Regions from separate parts of the Homo sapiens genome. Here region 1 is linked to region 2. A link is an interaction called in ENCODE POLR2A ChIA-PET data of the cell type or tissue named here. Cell type or tissue: HepG2. All regions are shown on one strand. Each heading gives the region's core, and the rest is flanking DNA. Links, peaks and the distances in the headings are about the cores only. Region 1 overlaps RNF8 (ring finger protein 8). Region 2 overlaps TMEM217B (transmembrane protein 217B).

Region 1 (5,379 bases), core at 52-5,051, 120 kb after region 2:
ATGTAATCCCACATTTGCTCATTTGTGCCCTTGTGTTGTCTTTTCCACCATCAGCTGCTGAAAGCTTTCATGTCCTTTTCACTCAATATATTTACCTTGCGTGACATTGAGCATAGAGTTGAAATGATTGTTGATGAATCAGTTGAACCAAGGCATAGTAATAGTAGTGAACACTTACGTAATACGATGCCCAGGCACTGTCTAAATACTTGCCATATGTTATCTCATTAAATCCACACAGACACCATGAGGGAGAGACTTATTTTCCTCCATTTTATCAGTGCAGTAACTGGGCCATAAAGAGGTCAAGAAACCTGGCCAACATCACCCAGCTGCTAAATGATAGAGCCACATTACAAACCCAGGCAGTCTGACTCCAGGATCTGTGCTCTTAACCTCAATACTATGACTTCATTAAAACCATAAAAGTAAATTTTTATTTTATTTTATTTATTTTGGAGACAGAGTCTCGCTCTGTCACCCAGGCTGGAGTGCAGTGATGCAATCTTGGCTCACGGCATCCTCTGCCGCCTGGGTTCTAGTAATTCTCATGCCTTGGCCTCCCAAGTAGCTGGGATTACAGGCACCCACCACCACACCTGGCTAATTTTTGTATTTTTAGTAGAGAGGTGGTCTCACTGTGTTGGCCAGGGTGGTCTTGAACTCCTGGCCTCAAGTGATCCGCACACCTCGGCCTCTCAAAGTGCTGAGATTACAGATGTAAGCTGCCACTCCCAGACAGTAAATATTTATTAAGCATTTATTCTATGTGAGTCATTGTGCTAAGTGATTTACATGCATTATCTTATTCATTCCTCACTGGAACAGTGTGAGGTAGGTACTGTACCATCCCTGTTCTGCAGACAAAACTGAGGCATGGAGAGGTTAAGTAAATTGCCAAATGCTATGCAGACTATGAACCCACATCTGAGTCCAGAGCTCCAGCTCTTAACCGCTATCCTGTATTGCCCATATACCCCTGTTGATATTAATTGGGTCAGATCCTACCTGCCATTTGACCCCAGTACCAGATATAGTACTCTCTTTTTTTTGGTTTATGTGTGCTTGCTTGCTTACCAGTGCGTTAAGGAACCACATCCAGAGATAGCATTTGAAACTACTTCATGGACCTCACCCTTAGCTACTGCTTTCTTCACTAATAGCATTTTTTCTAGTTTTGGGACATTGCTCCAGTTTAGGTTAATAGGAGCTATCCAATTTCAGTTTCCTTTAATGCTATTCCATGTGTTTGAGTAAATTATCCACCAATAATAAGGTGATTCCTGCCTGTTATATGGCAGTTCTCTGTGGAGGCATGAATGTGAAATATAGGTAAAAAGCCAAAGCACTGCTTGACGAATGCTGTTTCTAAGGATGGTCGTTTATGAATCTTTCTTTTCTATTTGTTATCAAGAGTTTTCCTTCTGAAAAGGCAGAAGATTTTACAGCAGCAGGAGAGAGATTCCTTTAAGAAGACGAAAATCATGAAGCTTATTTCTTCTTTCTTTCACTTTCCCCAGAGTCTAAATGGTGTTTGGCTGAACAGAGCGCGTCTGGAACCTTTAAGGGTCTATTCCATTCATCAGGGAGACTACATCCAACTTGGAGTGCCTCTGGAAAATAAGGAGAATGCGGAGTATGAATATGAAGTTACTGAAGAAGACTGGGAGACAATATATCCTTGTCTTTCCCCAAAGAATGACCAAATGATAGAAAAAAATAAGGAATTGAGAACTAAAAGGAAATTCAGTTTGGATGAATTAGCAGGTCCTGGAGCTGAAGGCCCCTCAAATTTGAAATCCAAAATAAATAAAGTGTCTTGTGAATCTGGTCAGCCAGTGAAATCACAGGGGAAAGGTGAAGTGGCCAGTACACCCTCTGACAATTTGGATCCTAAGTTGACTGCCCTTGAGCCAAGTAAGACCACAGGGGCTCCCATTTACCCTGGCTTCCCCAAAGTCACAGAGGTTCATCATGAGCAGAAAGCCTCAAACTCTTCAGCATCTCAGAGAAGCTTACAGATGTTTAAGGTGACCATGTCCAGGATTCTGAGGCTCAAAATACAGATGCAGGAAAAACATGAAGCCGTTATGAATGTGAAAAAGCAGACCCAAAAGGGGAACTCAAAGAAAGTTGTGCAAATGGAGCAGGAACTTCAGGACTTACAGTCCCAGCTGTGTGCAGAGCAGGCTCAGCAGCAGGCAAGAGTGGAGCAACTAGAGAAGACTTTCCAGGAAGAGGAACAGCATCTTCAGGTACCACACAGAAGGGAAGGGCAAGAGTGGTCTTCAGGGGTGGGGCAGGCACTTCATGAGTCTCTGGCCAGAGTTCTCAGTTTCTGGGCCAGGTACCAAATTCTGAGCACCAAAGACAGGAAATGGAATGGGAACAGTAAACTTTTGAGATAAGGGAAGGGGATTGAGTAGAGGGTTAAGGCTTCAGCATGCTGATGAGATCAGGAGCCAGAGTTAGAGTGCCAAGATAGGGTAAAGTGACCAGCAGAGCCAGCCAGGGCATAACTCATCCCAGGAGGCAAAGCTGAGGCAACTCAGAACCAACATGAATTCAGGGGGAAGTTAGGTGAAGGTCAACATGCCACAAAACCACAGTATAGTCCAATTGAATCAATAGTTGTCTTCAAGACTTGTGTATCTTTGCTCTGTGGCCAAGGCCAAATCACTTAGTCTCAGGGCAGGTACAGGTCAGCTGGTTCCTCTGCCCTGGTACCTGACAGTTTGTTAGCTATAAAGGTTAGTTAACTCTGTAGCTAAGCCAGGAGGTGAGGGGCTAAAAAGGCAGAAAATGTTTTTGTTTCTATTTTGAGCAGCCAGCATGTGATGGGACAGATGCACCATGACTGCATTGTTGGGTTGAATGATAAACCACCTTCCACAGTGCCTATAGTAGGAAGGTAAAATAATGACTGTCTTAGCTGTATAAAGGTAAGACCAAATGTATTTCCATCCCTCAGTCATTTGCTTAGATGACAAGCTCTTGCACAAAGCTTTAGGCTAGAGCAGATCCTGTCCCTGCTCAAAATGTCATTTCCTATCTGGCAGGAACCACATATTTTGCTCCCACCCAGTTGCTCAGATAATATTGAATGTCAAGAATTCCCCATTGTTGACTTAGAACTCAGACGGACCAGTCACAACTAAAGTGAATAAGCTTTTTGTTTGGGTTGCTCAGGGTAAGGAACAGCCAGGGGTAGTGTTGGCTTATTTCTGAGCAATTTATAAATTTCATTCTGATCTCTGCCATCCCCTTGAACTGACAGTATTAGCAAAGGCCATGGATTAAATAGGTCTTTTGAGAGTATACACTGCTTACTTATGTGTACCTTTTTGCTTCCCTTATCCAGCCTAGACTAGTTCTTGAAATTAATAGAGGGTGGTTTATGTCTACGTGTTTAGTATATCACACCTTCACCAGGACAGAACTCTCTGTAAAGGCTAATATGTTCAGGAACAAGTTACTGTTGCTTAATATTTGTGGCTGCTCTGGACATGCCTCAAGGTATAGCTGCAAAATCTTTTTCTGTACCAAAATGTTAAAGGCGAAAGGATTGGTTTAGAGAATTTCTCTGGGTATGAGTTGGTTGTGTATATGATGCTCATAGTGAAGTGTATCTAGTCCCTTGTTTATCAGCTGCATCTCCCTCTGCCCACCAAGCCCTGAGGATTTATCCTATCCCCTACTGCTGGTTTAGAAGCTCATTAAACCCTTGCTCCTTCACACTTTTTTTTTTTTTTTAAGTACTCAAATTGCCTGGTACTAGGGAATTCTAGTGGTTATAAAGATGCTTACCAAATGGTTTTTGCCATTAAGGAATTTATCTTGTTGAGGAGGCAAGATGTTTCCTGCACACGATATAATCAGAGAATAGTTTTCAGTCAATATAGTAAATTAGAGAACAATTTCAAGTTGGCATATTAAATGGGTAGGTAATTCTTAAGGACAGAAGGGCCCAGAAGTTCTTTTGGAAGGTGCTGGACATATAGGTTAATGATCACCTGGAAAGCTTCCACATTGGAGGGGGCTGATGAGGAAATACAGCATAAGCTCAGGCAAGGAGAGAGGAGGAGCAGAGGAGCAGTGTATAAACTGAAGTGGTAAAGACTCAGAATGAGAGACAAGATGGCCAGAGTAGAGGGAAAAGAAGCATGCTAGATGTTGTGAGTGCCAGCACTGGGAATTACATCTGAGTTTAGGTATTTGGGGGCTCAGAAGTTCTCAGTTTACATCCTTTTGGGAATCATGGCGTTAGTCCATGAAGGAGGCTTGGACTGTTAGGCCATAGTATTTCCAGAACAACCCAATTGGTGGCTTAAAGCCGACAGTCCTGAAGTGTGCAGTATTTGAGCAGATAACTGCTCAAATTCTTTACTGCCAACAGCTTGAAGTAAAACAGGAGATTTTCCACCTGCTCCCTCACCCCTGTTGTTTCCAGATGCTCATACTAGCTGGTCTGCTCTGCTTGTTGCTGGATTGTGTTCCTTTTTTTCTTTTCCCTGCAGAGAAACCTTCCATTTTGTTTTGGCTTTGCAGGGTTTGGAGATAGCCCAAGGAGAAAAGGACCTGAAGCAACAGCTGGCCCAGGCTCTGCAGGAGGTAACTTTGCCATAGTACTAAGATTATAGTGGGCTGTGGAGTGGGGAGCAAACAGGCATCACATGACCACTGGCTGCCTCTGCTGCTTAGCCCATACCTCTGTGGCATCCCCAGTCTGTAAACAGAGCAGGTGGCAGCTGCTCACACCATCAGATCAGAGATTTGGAGCCTTACAAACATGCCAGACCTCAGCATGAAAACTTACATCTTTGTCTGAGCAGAAGTTGCTCTGGTGAAGATGGAATGGAGCTTTAGCAGTTAAGAGGCTCTCTGGGGAAGTGGCTCCACTTCTAGAAAGGTGAGGGCAGCAGAGGGAAAATGTGAGGTATGACTTGGCCACCAGGGCCCGTGAAGGCCTCTGTTACCGCAATGTTCCTGAGCTGTAGCCAACCAGAAACAATTGGGGAATGTTCCAGTTAAGCATTTTAGGCCAGGTTGAGAATGTGCAGTTTAACAATCAACAACACATATCAATTTATTGAAAAGGTAAAGCTCAACAGGACTAAAATTCTCCTAAAAGATTGCCTGTAATTTATTTAATTTAACCTGACTACTCTCATTTGATTATTTTTTTGTGTGCTCTTTTGCATCTTTAAAACCTACTATGTCTTCTACCTTTTATGTATTATGATTAGTAGTTTAGTGCCATTTAGTCAGGATGGTTCAAATCTCATTGGAAAGAGTGAGCAAATCACATAGGAATTTGTTCAGGGGAATTTATCCTTTTATCGTAAACCTACTTCCCAACCTTAACAGTGCTAACAGTCA
Region 2 (5,379 bases), core at 331-5,330:
TTTTTTTTTTTTTGCCTGCTCTTTCCCTGCCCCTTGATGGAGTCACATAGAACCCCCTGAGTTCACCCAATCTTGGAATCTGAGGGAAGAGTTCTAGACTTCAAGACAGTGTGGTCACTGTGAAGGGCTTGATGTCCAGACTTCAGTGGTCCCACTGCTCATAGCCCTGGAGACTATGGCTTAGAGCTCAGTCCCCAGCCAAGTGTCCACTCAGCTAACCCATCAAACATTCTGCCACTCTGGGGTCTGGGAGAGAGTCAAACACAGGCCCCCACGGTGGGCAGAACCTGTACCTCTCTATTCCCCCCAAGGGAAGGAAATTCCACATGCTGTAGAAAGCTGGGAACCATTCTATTCACCCTCAACTTTTCAAATCAGCACTCCCTACTCATCCATATCATCTAGATCTTTTCTTTGCCTTTAAGAGCCTAGATTTTCCAAAACAAAAGTTCTTTAACTCTCTGAGTGGGGAAGAGATGGGCAGTCTTCTTAAGCCTACAAAGAGAAAAGCCTGTCATGCTTTGGTGGTGAATCAGCTGACAAACAGGGAAACCAGCCCCAGCTTGGAATGAGGTAATTCTGACAGTAAATCACACTACTTCATACAAAGCCCTCATGATCTGACTGGGACCCAACTTTCCAGGGGTATTGCTAAGCATTCCTTCTCATGTATCTAATACTCCCACTTCCTCAAATATTTTTTCTCCCCTTCTTCACCTGCTCATCTCTCAAGGTATTCAGATCCTTAAAAAGGTGTCAGGGCTCTAGGTTGGCATCTGTAATTCCTTTGGCCTTACTTTTGTGGTCATAAGCTGACTGCCCCAGTGACTCACACCAGTATCCCAGGCAGGAGTGTGCCAGTAAGCTCTCTTCCATGTTTGTCTCTTTCATAGGAAGTAAAACATTTCCCAGAAAACCCCTAGCAGTCTTCTTCTCATGGCTCATTGGTCAGAACTGGGTCACATGGCACATGTAGCTGCAGGAGAGGCTGGGAAAGCAAGTTTCTGGCAAAGTTGAATGGGATCGCCATAACTTGTTTAGGTAAATTATGATTTATGCCCACACTGTGAACACAGTTGCCCTGCCCCTACAAAAAAAAGAGCCCCCTTAAAAAAGAATATGGAAGGAAATAACTAATAAAGTCCACCACGGAGATGTTGTCCCATTAATTATTCCATCTTCTTTAATTTGGCAAGGGCTATTACTCTCTGTTTGCCCCTTCTTCCACTCTGAAACAGGGCGTTTAGTTATAAATTCGGTTGGCCAGAATAAGGTTTACGTTTTCCAGCTTTCTGTGCAGCTGAGTGTGGTCATGTGACCAAGTCCTGAGAATGGATTGAAAGGGGGAAAAAAATGGAGGAAACCACCAGGTATTGAAGAGAAAGGTCATGTTCTCCCTGTCCTTCTTCCCAGTGTAATTGCCCAGTGGGTTCTTCCTGCCTGCTACACAGACAAAACCAATTCACTGAGACCATGACACTGCAGTAAAGAAAGAGTTTAATTGATATGAGGCTGGCCATATCATATGGGATATGGAGTTATTACTCAAATCAATCTCCCCAAAGGCTCAGAGGTTAGGGTTTTGTTTTGTTTTGTTTTTTGAGACAGAGTTTCTCTCTTGTTGCCCAGGCTGGAGTGCAATGGCATGATCTCGGCTCACTGCAACCTCCGCCTCCTGGGTTCAAGCGATTCTCCTGCCTCAGCATCCCAACTAGCTGGGATTACAGGCATGCACCACCACACCTGGCTAGGGTTTTTCGAGGATAGTTTGGTGAGCAGAGGACTAGGGAATGGGTGGTGCTGACTGGTGGGGAATGCCATCATAAGGATGTGGAAAACTCCTTGTGTGCTGAGTCTGCCTCTGGATGGGGGGGTGCACAGGACCGGTTCAGTCAGGAGCCAGGAGCCCACATGGAGTCAGCCAGTCCTCAGAAATGCAAGTCTGAAAAGACGTCTCAAAAGGCCAATCTTAGGTTCTACAGTAGTGATGTTATCTACAGGGGAACTGGGGAAGTTACAAATTTTGTGACCTCTGGAACAGTGGCTGGTTATCATTTAACTCCACCTACATTTTAGTAGAACTCAGGCCCCTCTCATAATCCTAACCTTGTGGACTTTTATTAGTTTTACAAAGGTGGTTTAGTTTTGGGAAGGGCTATTGTCATCTTTGCTTTAAGGTTAAAATGTAAACTAAATTCTTTCCAAAGTTTGGCTTATGCATAGGAATGAACAAGGAGAATCTGGAGGTTAGAAGCAAGAAGGAGTCAACTGTGTCAGATTTCTCTTACTGTCGTAGTTTTGCAAAGGCAGTTTCACCAGAGGCTGAAACCCCTATGGGAGAAAAACTGTAAACTTCTTTCACATGAGGGAGAAAAACCGTAAACTTCTATTGTGTCTAAAGCACTATTATTTTCCAGCTACACTTATAGCCTAACAAATACAACTGCCTCCAATCCTTGGCCTATAAACATGTTGAAGTCTCGTCTACCTCAACTTCTCCCTTGACCCCATGTTTCTCTCTAATTTACTTTCAGTCTTTCTCTGTGTAAGTCAGAGCAAGCAACAAGTGCCAACTCTTGGCTGATTTAAGCAGAAAAACCATGGCTCATAGACTTGTGGAGAAATCTGGAGAATCATATGTGTGTTGGCCGTATATTGTCACAATAACATCACATAAACAACCATAAAACCACAATGGCATGTAACAATGGACATGTATTTAATACACAAGTTTGTGAGGTTCAGTTTATCTGGGGCTGGGCTGGGCTGAGCTGAGCTGATCTCAGCTGGACTCGCTCAAGTGTCTGAGGTCAACTGTTGGTTGGCCAGGCAATTTTGTTGATTTTGGCTCAGCTAATTCATACGTCAAAGGCTCAACTGGCTGTTGGCTGAACTAGGATGGCCTCAGCTGGGATAACTTAGGGAGACTTGGCCTAGTTCCACATGTTTTTCATCATCCAGCAGGCTAGCCTAGACATGTTCTCATGGCAATGGCAGAGAGCAACAGTGACAGCAAGCCAATCACACAAGTGCTTTGCAAGCCATGGCTTGGGTAATGTTTACTAACATCCCATTGACCAAAGTAAGTCAAAAGGGTGAGCCCAGTCAGAATGAGGAAGTCCAACAAGATGAGATCCTCCAGTGAAGAATTAAGATCGTGAATGCAACCAATCTACCATACTATGTTCAGAGGTTTTTCCTTACAGGGCGGTAGGTAGCCCCAACATCATAACACAGAGCTGGGTCACTGAAGACACTGCCACTGCTGCTAATGAGCATTTGACTCCATAGGTACACTGAGAGGCTCAGCACCAGATCCTGAATGTTGCTGTTGCCACAGCTATTCTCCCAAACTGGGGGTTGCTGCCATGCTGGCATTGCCCATTAGTGGAATGGATTCTGTGCTGCTTCTGCTTCTTTGCATCACAAACTCCTCCCGATTCGAAGTCTAGAGTGGGTGCATTTTATTAGCAGAGCCCACAACATGTGCCATGACTTAGTTCACAGGAAGGTTGGGAAAATAAGTAGCTGGCATTTTCAGCTATAATACTAGGAGGTGGGCTCTGCTTCCCAATGAGTTTCATAGAGTGGGAAATTCTCCGTATGTGGGAAAGGGATTTATATCATGGGCAGCAAAAACACCAACACAGAACAACAGTGACAATAAGGAAGAGGAGGAGCAGGAGGAGGAGGAGGAGGAAGAGCAGGAGGAGGACGAGGAGGAGGAGGAGATGGAGGAGGAGATCTACTAGCCTCTCATTTTCTTTTCTTTTCTTTCTTTCTTTCTTTCTTTTTTTTTTTTGAGAGGGAGTTTTGCTCTTGTTGCCCAGGCTGGAGTGCAATGGCGCAATTTTGGCTCACCGCAACCTCTGCCTCCCGGGTTCAAGCGATTCTCCTGCCTCAGCCTCCCGAGTAGCTGTAATCACAGGCGTGCACCACCAAGCCCGGCTAATTCTGTATTTTTTTTAGTAGAGAAGGGGTTTCTCCATGTTGGTCAGGCTGGTCTCGAACTCTTGACCTCAAGTGATCCACCTGCCTCGGCCTCCCAAAGTGCTGGGATTACAGGCGTGAGCCACTGCGCCCGGCCAACAGGCTCTCATTTTCTTGACAGCTAAGTTTCTTGAAAGCGTATTCTTGGCTCACTTTTCTCTTCTACTTCTCCTCTAATTCTCTCCTGCAGTAATCAGCTTTTGCCACAACAATGATGCAAAATTCAGTGGCTTAAAACCACAAGCATCTATTTTTCTTATTCAAGCTTCAGGCTGAAGGTTGCCTGGAGTGGGTTCCAGGCTTCAGTCTGGATTTTTGTCTGCTCCCACATGTCTGTTATCTTCCTTGGGCCAGTAGCTCCCCAGGGCATGCTCTTCTCATAGTGCAGGCATGGGAGTGGAAACATATGATACTTCTTGAGGCAAACTGTTACTTTTGCTCACATTCCACTGGCCAGAAGTCTTGCAGGGAAATATACTCCATCTACTCTCATGCACTGCAAGAGGGAGTGAAAAACTGACAATAATCTGGTCTACTTCTACTCTTCATCTGGCTTCTGACCCTGCTGTGCCATTAGGGTCAACTCACAATTGCCAAATTAAATAGACATTTCTCAGGCTGGGCATGGTGGTTCACGTCTGTAACCCCGGCACTTTGGGAGGCTGAGGCGGGAGGATCACTTGAGCTCAGGAGTTTGAGACTAGCCTGGGCAACATAGTGAGACCCTATCTCTACAAAATAATTTTAAAAATTAGCTGATGTGGTGGCACATGCTATGATCCCAGCTATTCAGGAGGTTCAGGTGGAAGGACTGCTTGAGCATGGGAGGTCAAGGCCGCAGTGAGCCATGATTGTGCCACTGCGTTCTAGCCTGGGCAACAGAGCAAGACTCTGTCTCAAAAAAAAAAAAAAAATTCTCAGAAGATGGGGAGACAGCCAGGTGCCGGGTCCCGCAGTACCTATCAGGCATGGTTAGGAGTTTGGATTTCATTCTAAGTGTAGCAGAAGCCATTTAATAGATATGTGACTAGAGTGGTCCTTCTACAATGCAGATCTGGTCATGTCATGTCCCAGCTTAAACTGGCAATGAATGTCCCATTGCCTAGAGGAAAAGGTAACATAAGACTTATATGGCCTTAGAAGTCTACTATGATAGACCCCTGCTGCAGTATCTTTTGTCCCTGCACACCATTCCTTGTACTCTTTGGTCTTACCATGTAGAGCTACTTATGGTTAATTTTAGTTTGGATTCTCCAAGAAGCTGACCCTGAGACAAGGATTTGAGTCCAAGTAGTTTATTTGGAGGTGACAGAAACACGAGTGGGGAAAGAGGTAGAAGTGATATAGGGGAAGGAAGGCAGTCAATAAAGGGCGAACTTTTTTACTTTT

The links. Peaks named below come from ENCODE experiments on the same cell type or tissue, not always from the same donor. Only the 100,000 strongest peaks of a DNase experiment are listed, where the experiment ranks them.
Region 1: POLR2A ChIA-PET joins it to region 2 with 6 read pairs; 1 of 35 experiments calls an interaction of 5 or more read pairs at or near these places.

The regions. Positions count from the first base shown.
Region 1 is chr6:37,366,964-37,372,342 of GRCh38, forward strand. RNF8 (ring finger protein 8) reads left to right here. Exons shown (of 8, transcript NM_003958.4): 3 at 1,521-2,255; 4 at 4,549-4,611. Among named protein-coding and RNA genes, the nearest start is that of RNF8, 16 kb to the left of the region's middle. RefSeq lists an enhancer at 1,147-2,346 and a silencer at 2,950-3,244. In HepG2, for the core only: no CTCF peak of the experiment used is centred there; DNase peaks (open chromatin) are centred at 118, 2,618 and 3,108.
Region 2 is chr6:37,242,015-37,247,393 of GRCh38, forward strand. The region is part of intron 1 of TMEM217B (transmembrane protein 217B); the gene reads right to left. All of the region lies in intron 1 of TMEM217 (transmembrane protein 217), which reads right to left. Among named protein-coding and RNA genes, the nearest start is that of TBC1D22B, 13 kb to the right of the region's middle. In HepG2, for the core only: no CTCF peak of the experiment used is centred there; DNase peaks (open chromatin) are centred at 557, 887 and 2,947; H3K4me3 peaks cover 660 bases.